Regions from separate parts of the Homo sapiens genome. Here region 2 is linked to region 1. The links are chromatin contacts, found by Hi-C or POLR2A ChIA-PET in ENCODE. All regions are on one chromosome and are shown on one strand. Each heading gives the region's core, a stretch centred on a gene start or an enhancer-like site at or near the end of the contact. The rest is flanking DNA. Distances are from core to core; before and after follow the strand shown.

Region 1 (3,763 bases), core at 294-2,793:
AAAACCCACAATTGGCCTCCCTTTAACTAGTCAAACTAGTTAACCCAGTTACCTTTACAGTGTGGGTGACAATGTTTTATGATATTTGAAGGATCTAAGGAAACAATAAATATGATAATGGGTGACATTTTAATGGAAACCTATTGTTTACACACACTTTCACCATACATTATTTAATTTTTATAAAGAATAAAAGAATTATCTTGAAAGTAGAATCTGACTTCAGTTGTGTTATGCAATGCTGGAATTAGCAGAAAAGAAGGCTTAGAGTTGTCCAGTTACAAACTTCAGATACAAAGGGTTTCTGACATAGTAGAAATTCTCCATCTCAACTTAGGAAAGGAAAAAACAAACACATGGACAAACAAATAGGGACAAAAACTGAAAAATGAGGAAGAAATTCCTTATGCTGAAGACTGAATGTCAGGAGGAAGTTTCAGCATTTCTTCCCCCATTTGAATTTACTCTTTGGAATGATTCTTAAATATTTAAGCCTGATAGCTAGAAACTGAAAAATCGACACTCCCAAGTCATGTGTAGATTTTTAAGTAGTGACTCTTCTCCTTTCAAGGTTGATGATGATGATGATGAAGTTAATGTTTACTGAGACTTACCATGGATCACATACTGTGCTGACAGGTTTACAGGAAATATGCCATAATCTTTCCAATAACCTGATTAAACAAACCCTACTATCTCCATTTTCAAACAAGGGAAAATGAAGCGTAGAGAGGTTAATCGACAGCTAGTGAGTGGGTGAACTGACTGGATATCAGATTAACTGACTCCAAAGTCTGCATATTTAATGATTATACTTTACTACAGGGCAGACATTAAGGATATTGTAGCAGAGTTGTCTGAACAAAAATGTCGCTATTTTGCAATACATTCTAATCAGGTGAGCTGCTCGGTCAAATTTCCGACAGATCACTATTCATGTTAGTGGCCTTTGTGAAGCAGCCTGCAACACCTCGTGTCATGCAAGCCATTCGGCTGAGTTCACTTCTCCACTAGACCGCTGAGAAAGCTCACGGTGCCTCCACGAGGCAGTCAACATGGCTCGAAGTGAGGAGGCTGAGCCCACTCAGCAGCAGCCCTGTCATCTCAATGTTTGGCTTTGTTGCTATTACTGGTCATGTCTATTTTATGGATGAAAAACCTGAGGTTCACAGAGATTTTATCAAATGTTTTTATTAAGTTGTTATTTTTGTTAGAGACCAGATGACAACATTTTGGATTTGAAGAAATTTTTGTTAAACATAAACAGCATGAAAAATAAAGGTCTCAAGACCTCCCTTGACCTTCCAGCTACTCTGGAAACTCAATAAACACTAGAACATTAATCAATCTAGATAATTTCTTTAAGAGTAAGAAGCTTTCTATATGTGGCTCTATTCTAGAAACACTGGGTTCTAATAGAGAAGAGATATTCCTCTGGAGAGTTTTTTTTTTTTCTCTTCTCAGAATGGTGGCTTCCTTTTTCTTGCCTTTTGAGAAAATGTGTGTTCTGTCAGCAGCTATGAGCACAGATCTGGGTGCCGATCAAGACTTTGACGTGAGGCCTGAGAAAACGCAGAACTGAGGTAAATAGTTCCAGGAAACACTATACAGCCTGTCACGATGTTCTGCGGTATTTCAAATGTTTTAGAAAAAGGTGAACTTGAGGTGAATATGAAAAAGATAAAGGTTCATTTTAGTCTGGGAAACAGAAAATTCTGGAAAGCAAAAACTGAATTTTTATTTTCAGTGTTATATAAGCATAGCTTTTTGCTTTCATTAAAAAGAGGAAACATTAGTGAACTTGAGTTTGGGGCACACGTCGAATAAAAGCTAAGTCTGTTATCATGAACCTCAAAGTTCTTCATCATTTGGCTTCACTGATTGCATTGACTACCACTCTCCCCCTCCCTCACAGCTCTCTTGTCAAACAGGCCTTCATTAATTTCCTTGTACACTTGCTTTAACCTAAGGAACTTTTGCATTTGCTGTTCCCTCTGCCTGAAGTGCCCTTCCTGCCCTTCACATAGTGGATTTATTCTCACCCTTCAGGTCACAGCTTAAATGTTGTCTCCTTGGAACACCATTGCTAGACCACCCTAGTCAGCCGCTGTGCCTCCCCTGCCCCTCCATCTTGTGTGCTCATCTGTGGCTCTCCTCTCCTTTGGGACACATGGGAAAAGTGTACTTTCTTGACACCCTTACAGGTGGGTAGGACTCTGGGACAAGTGTTGACCAACAGGACATAAAAGTGATGTGATGGTGCAGTCTCATTACCCTTGGTGTTGTCCAGGCATGAGAGCAACATGGACCAGATCCCCTGGCAATGTGTGGCGTATAAATGCATGAGTAAGAAAGCAAAACACAGAAAACACAACTTTGTTAAGACACGATATTTTTGGGATTGTTTGTTATTAAAACGTAACTGCTCCCATCCTATCTAAAACATTACCATATTTTATTTTCTTCAGAGCACTTTCTCCTTTTTGAAATCATTTCTCATTTATTTATTTATCATTAATCTATCCCCCGCCCCTACATTGTCAGGTACATTTGTAGATACACAATACACTAAATGATTAACTTTTCATGGGGTCTGTGGATCCTCATCAATCTCAAACAATCTTTAAAAAGCCTTTCAGAATAGCCCTTAGGCCGTCTGCTAACTACTTAGTCCTGAATCTGGTAAATAAAGAGATGTCCATTGATGGCCCTTGTTGAAATAGGCGAGGTGCCCATTACCTCAGTGCTCTCCCTGCCTCATCCATTTATCCTGATAGAGGAAAGCTGCCTAACTAATTCTGGAAAGTCTATAAACTGAGCAGGACCAGACAGAATGAATATTGTTTCCAGTTCCTAATGAGGGTCTCCTCCAAATACGTACTCTAGGAAGGAAGAAGGCATGTGTTTCCAGAGTCTACACAGGTTATGTTCTCTACCATATGTTCTCCCCCTGCCTTGACCTACTCATTCAGATAGACTGAATCAACTGACTCCTTCCAAATGGCACATACAAGGAAAGTTTGTGTTTTCTACCACGCTAAGAATTGAACTAATCAACACCTTTGTGATTTTCCTTTTTACTTGGAGTCCTTAGAGGCTTTGTTCCATGCCAGTCTCTCCTGGCTGCTATGGCCCCGGTGCTCTGGCTTCAAGGCTCAAGACTGGGTGGACTTTCTGGGCTCACTGGCTTCTGGCTCTGCTCTCCCACTGCCACTTCCCAAGCACCCCACTAGGCTCAGCTACCTGTACGGTTGGAGGTGATCTCTGAGCAAGTATGGGTATTGGTCATGCACTGCCTTCCAAAGATGGAAGAACCTCACATATGGGCGACACTACTCTACTCCTCTTTGCTCCCTAAAATTACCTTTGTCTCCTGCTAGGAACTGGGATAAACCATGTTATATATTACTTTCAAGTTTTCCTTTACTTACGCTGTTCCTTCTTACCTTTCATTGATCGGTTAATTCCTAATTATTTTCTAAGACTTGGCTCAGGCATTGTATTCTAAGCATGTGTCCTATTGGGTTAAAAACCCCTCCTCTGTGGCCCAAACAGCACCCCAGAAGTACTTCTGTTTAATTACCTATCATAAAGTACTAAATGATGTGTTTACTTCTCTCTTACTGGACAGTGAGTTCTCCAGTGGCAGGGATTTTATCTTATTTATCTTTTTACTTTCCATGCTTGATGCATATGAGAAAGTCTATGAAAGTCTGATGAGAGACTCCTATTCAATTCAACATTTCAACCTATTGATTCATTA
Region 2 (3,746 bases), core at 1,018-3,517, 260 kb before region 1:
CACACTCAACATCTTATTTGGAGCATCTTTTAAATGATTTTGGTTTCCAAGGAATTGCAATTACTGAAGTCTTGTGTTTTCCACAGATAAACCAAGGGATTTGTTTTCTTTTTTATTTTTTAAAGTTATCAAAAAGTTGGAGGGAGAGGCAGCAAGAAGTTTTAGGGAAATACACTTGTGAGAAACAAGGAAATACAGTCATGCATTGCTTAACGATGCTACATTCTGAGAAATGTGTCGTTAAGTGATTTTGTCGTTGTTTGAACATTATGGAATGCACTTGCACAAACCTAGATAGTCTAGCCTGCTAGTCACCTAGGCTCTGTGGTATAGTCTATTGCTCCTGGTCTATAAACCTGCACAGCATGTTACTGTACTGAATACTGTAGGCAACTGTAACACAGAGGTATTTGTCTATCTAAACATATGGAAACATAGAAAAGAAACAGTAAAAATATGGTATTACAGTCTTACAGGACCACCATTGTACATGGAGTTCATTATTGACTTAAACATCATTTTGTGGGGTATGGCTGTATTTACTTTGGACCTACCCCCACCAGGGTCTTATGCCACCTACTAATACTGAGTAACAATCCAAACTCATCGTGTCCCCCCCTTCGTCCTAAAACCCAAACATTCTGCTCTGTGATCCCTTGTGATCTGGAGCTGGTGGCCCTGTTCACCTGGTCGTGGCTCCAAGCCATGGCCTGACTGGGGACCCTTTCATTTCTCCCCCCCTCCAAAAGAGCGAGACCTGTGGGTTCTGCCCTAGCAATGCTGCCCAGCTCTGCTTTCTGTCAATTTACTTTCTCCTTTCCCACTGTATCTGCCCCAGTGCCCAGTCATTTCTCTCCTGGGCTACTGCAGTGGATCCTAATGGCCTCTGGGCTCCTCATCTTCTCTCAACTGCTTGCAGATTAATTTTGCCTACCTAAAATTCATGTTTTCTCAATGTTTATTAAATAAAATTCCAGTGTCTCAGCTGCTGGAGGTGCTCCACCCAAAGGCACCAAGTTATCTTTTATATTTAATGCCATCTTCTCCTCTTGACAATCGTAAAAGGGGACTATACACTCTAATATGAACCCTCTCCTTAATTCTTTGCTCTTGTTCTTTCTGTAAATGCTGTGGGCCCCAATCCCACCCATCCTTTAGGACCTATCTTAAATGCCACCACCCCTGCAAAGATTTTCCTCCTGACCTCCTTTTTCCTCTACCAGACCTGTTGTTTCTCCTTTTAGGTGGCTCACTGAACTTTGTATCCCTCGTGTTATTTAATCATAATCGGTTTATTTAAACATAGCATGTGTGTACTTAACCTTATCATTCCCGCATTTTTTGCTAGTTGGACTTGAACAAATAGTTGTATAAATCCATTGGAAAAAAGTATTCAAGATAGGAAAGGCCAAAATTACTGTGTTAGTTTATCAGATAGTGTAAAGCTATGCAGAATTTTAAAAGTTATATCTACATATACTACAGCACCTACATGTTTGTGTATTATTTTGCTAAGATGGCTTTGTTCTAGTATTGAAGGATACAGAAGTGTGGCATTACTTTTTATTCATGGCTGCACCTAAAACATTATTTGCGTCCCAGCAGATAATTTGAGAACATAAAAATGCTCCAACATCTCTTTCAGTTCGGGATGTTGCCTAAAACCGTCGACAAACGCTATGTTTGAGAAGGGAGGCTACGCTGGGGCGCCGGAGGAGACAGGCCCTTAAGAACCTTCCAGAGATGCCTTAACTGGGCTAACAGCTCGCCGCGCCGGGGCAGGCAGAGGGGTGCGGGGCGCGCTCCTTCCAGGACTTGCCAGTCCCCAAGAACCAGGCCAACCGGTTCCCTCCACTGACTCCCGCCTCCCTCTGCAGGCCCAGCCCTGCGCCGCGCGCCCTCTCCCCGGGCGCCCAGGCCCGGCGGGGGCCTAGAGGGCAGGGATGGCCCGGGCGAGGGACGGGGTCCCGGAGGCGGGAGGCGGGAGGCGGGAGGCGGGAAGCGGGAGGCTGGAAGCCGCGCGCTGTCGGGGTTTCCCGGTGAAGGGCAGGCAAACAACCGGTCGGTCTGGGCGGAGCCGGGCGGGCGGGGCGAGGGCGGAGGGCGGAGGGCGCATTGCCTCATCCTGTACATTTTACTGGAAATCGGACGCATCCGGAGGAGGGGCTGGGAGGCGGCCCGGGCACCGCCAATGGCCGGGCCGGGCGCCGGGGAGGTCGGCGAGCGCTGCGGCCCGTTAAATACCCTGGCAGTCCCGCGCCGCGCCCGTACTGGCCCGCGCCGTCCGCCCGCCGACAGCTCCCTGAGCCAGCCCGGGAGGCAGCCGCGCGCAGCGAGCCGGTGGCGCAGGTGTCGGGGTCCTCGAGCGCCCAGCCTGGGAGCATGATTGTGGACAAGCTGCTGGACGACAGCCGCGGCGGAGAGGGGCTGCGGGACGCGGCGGGCGGCTGCGGCCTCATGACCAGCCCGCTCAACCTGAGCTACTTCTACGGCGCGTCGCCGCCCGCCGCCGCCCCGGGCGCCTGCGACGCCAGCTGCTCGGTCTTGGGCCCCTCGGCGCCCGGCTCGCCCGGCTCCGACTCCTCCGACTTCTCCTCTGCCTCGTCGGTGTCCTCCTGCGGCGCCGTGGAGTCCCGGTCGAGAGGCGGCGCCCGCGCCGAGCGCCAGCCAGGTACCCGCCGGCCCCGCACCGCTGCGTACTCGGGGCGCGCACGCCTAGGAGGTTGGGAGCGGGACTCCCCAGATGGAGGGTGGCCCCTGCGCCCTCCTTAGAGCTAGGACGTACGCACCTTAGCCATCAATTACCACTCCCCGCCTTGCCCGGGCCGGGCGCCTGCCTGACCTACACGCCCTTCGCCGGCCCGCGGAACCGGCTCCCTCCCGCGGGCCTCGGGGGGGCTTCAGAAACCGCTCGGCCGAGCTCTGACTGCCGGGCGAGTGACCAGGAGATCGCTCGCTCTCTAAGAAGCAGCTTTGTTGAGTCATAATTAATAAACTATGATGAGATTTGGGGTCTGATGTAGGTGTAATTTTCTTCTTGTGAATATTTTAGTGGAAAGCTGTAGCAGAGGATAAGGGTTTGGGAATAGCGTTAAAGGTCATGACTTATTTCTCAGTTTTTATGGAATTTTTCAGTAAAAAGACTTGACCGTCAAAGAAAAGGAAACTGCTGTTATCAAGGTGAAGCCGGGCTGAAAACCAACTCAAGTTATGCCTTTAGTTTGGCGAGTTTCGGAAGTCTGCCCGGAATTTTTGCGGTCTTGTTTTTGTTGTGTGTGCCTTAAAAAAAATGGATAAGCCATATCTAGCAGAGAAAGACGTAATGTTATCTTTCATGGGCTGCGAATTGGTTTCCTTTCTTAGTGAACCGAGTTGCATAATTTGGGGGAAAACAGGATGCCCCTGTGGGTAGGCTAGAAAAACGCCTCGATAATTGAACGTTGAGAGTAATTAGCATGATTTTAAAGAACGTCTCTTTCCGGTGTTTCCCACTCTTAGCCACTCCTGTTTTGGTTGTCATTTATTTTAAAAAGTGATATCTCATTTTCATTTTAAGTCATTTAAAATCATGCGAAAAGCGATTTAAACCACTGCGTAGCAGATCCAGAAAGAATATGTGTTTAGGACCTTTTCTTACCCACTTGGCCTTCATCTGGCTGAAACTGTTCTGCTGGTCCCTTGGTTTACCACACAGCCACAGGGGATTTCTGAAACTGCATTTTTTTCTTTCTGTGACGTTGGATTAT

What was found. A loop is a pair of places that touch in the nucleus more often than their neighbours do. ChIA-PET counts read pairs that join two places held with the same protein, here RNA polymerase II (POLR2A). Pooled maps may share reads with other maps.
Region 2: a map of CD4-positive, alpha-beta T cell shows a loop between it and region 1 (6-fold over the local background). The contact joins the promoter of NFKBIZ here to the enhancer-like site in region 1. A Hi-C loop is called at or near these places in 5 of 168 maps with a recorded cell type or tissue (CD4-positive, alpha-beta T cell, CD8-positive, alpha-beta T cell, MCF 10A and 1 more) and 11 of 50 pooled maps. POLR2A ChIA-PET finds 5 or more read pairs at or near these places in 16 of 52 experiments (A549, CD4-positive, alpha-beta T cell, CD8-positive, alpha-beta T cell and 10 more).

What each region holds. Positions count from the first base shown.
Region 1 is chr3:102,112,893-102,116,655 of GRCh38, forward strand. No RefSeq gene overlaps it. Among named protein-coding and RNA genes, the nearest start is that of RDUR, 170 kb to the left of the region's middle. Within about 2 kb of position 1,544, at least 6 of the 41 ENCODE cell types and tissues checked have a DNase peak (open chromatin) inside an H3K27ac peak, as active enhancers do; they include CD4-positive, alpha-beta T cell and CD8-positive, alpha-beta T cell, where a contact is called at or near this core.
Region 2 is chr3:101,847,247-101,850,992 of GRCh38, forward strand. NFKBIZ (NFKB inhibitor zeta) reads left to right here and starts at 2,268. Exons shown (of 12, transcript NM_031419.4): 1 at 2,268-2,671. The coding sequence starts at 2,383. RefSeq lists enhancers at 1,327-2,164, 1,959-2,253 and silencers at 1,747-2,946, 1,995-2,166.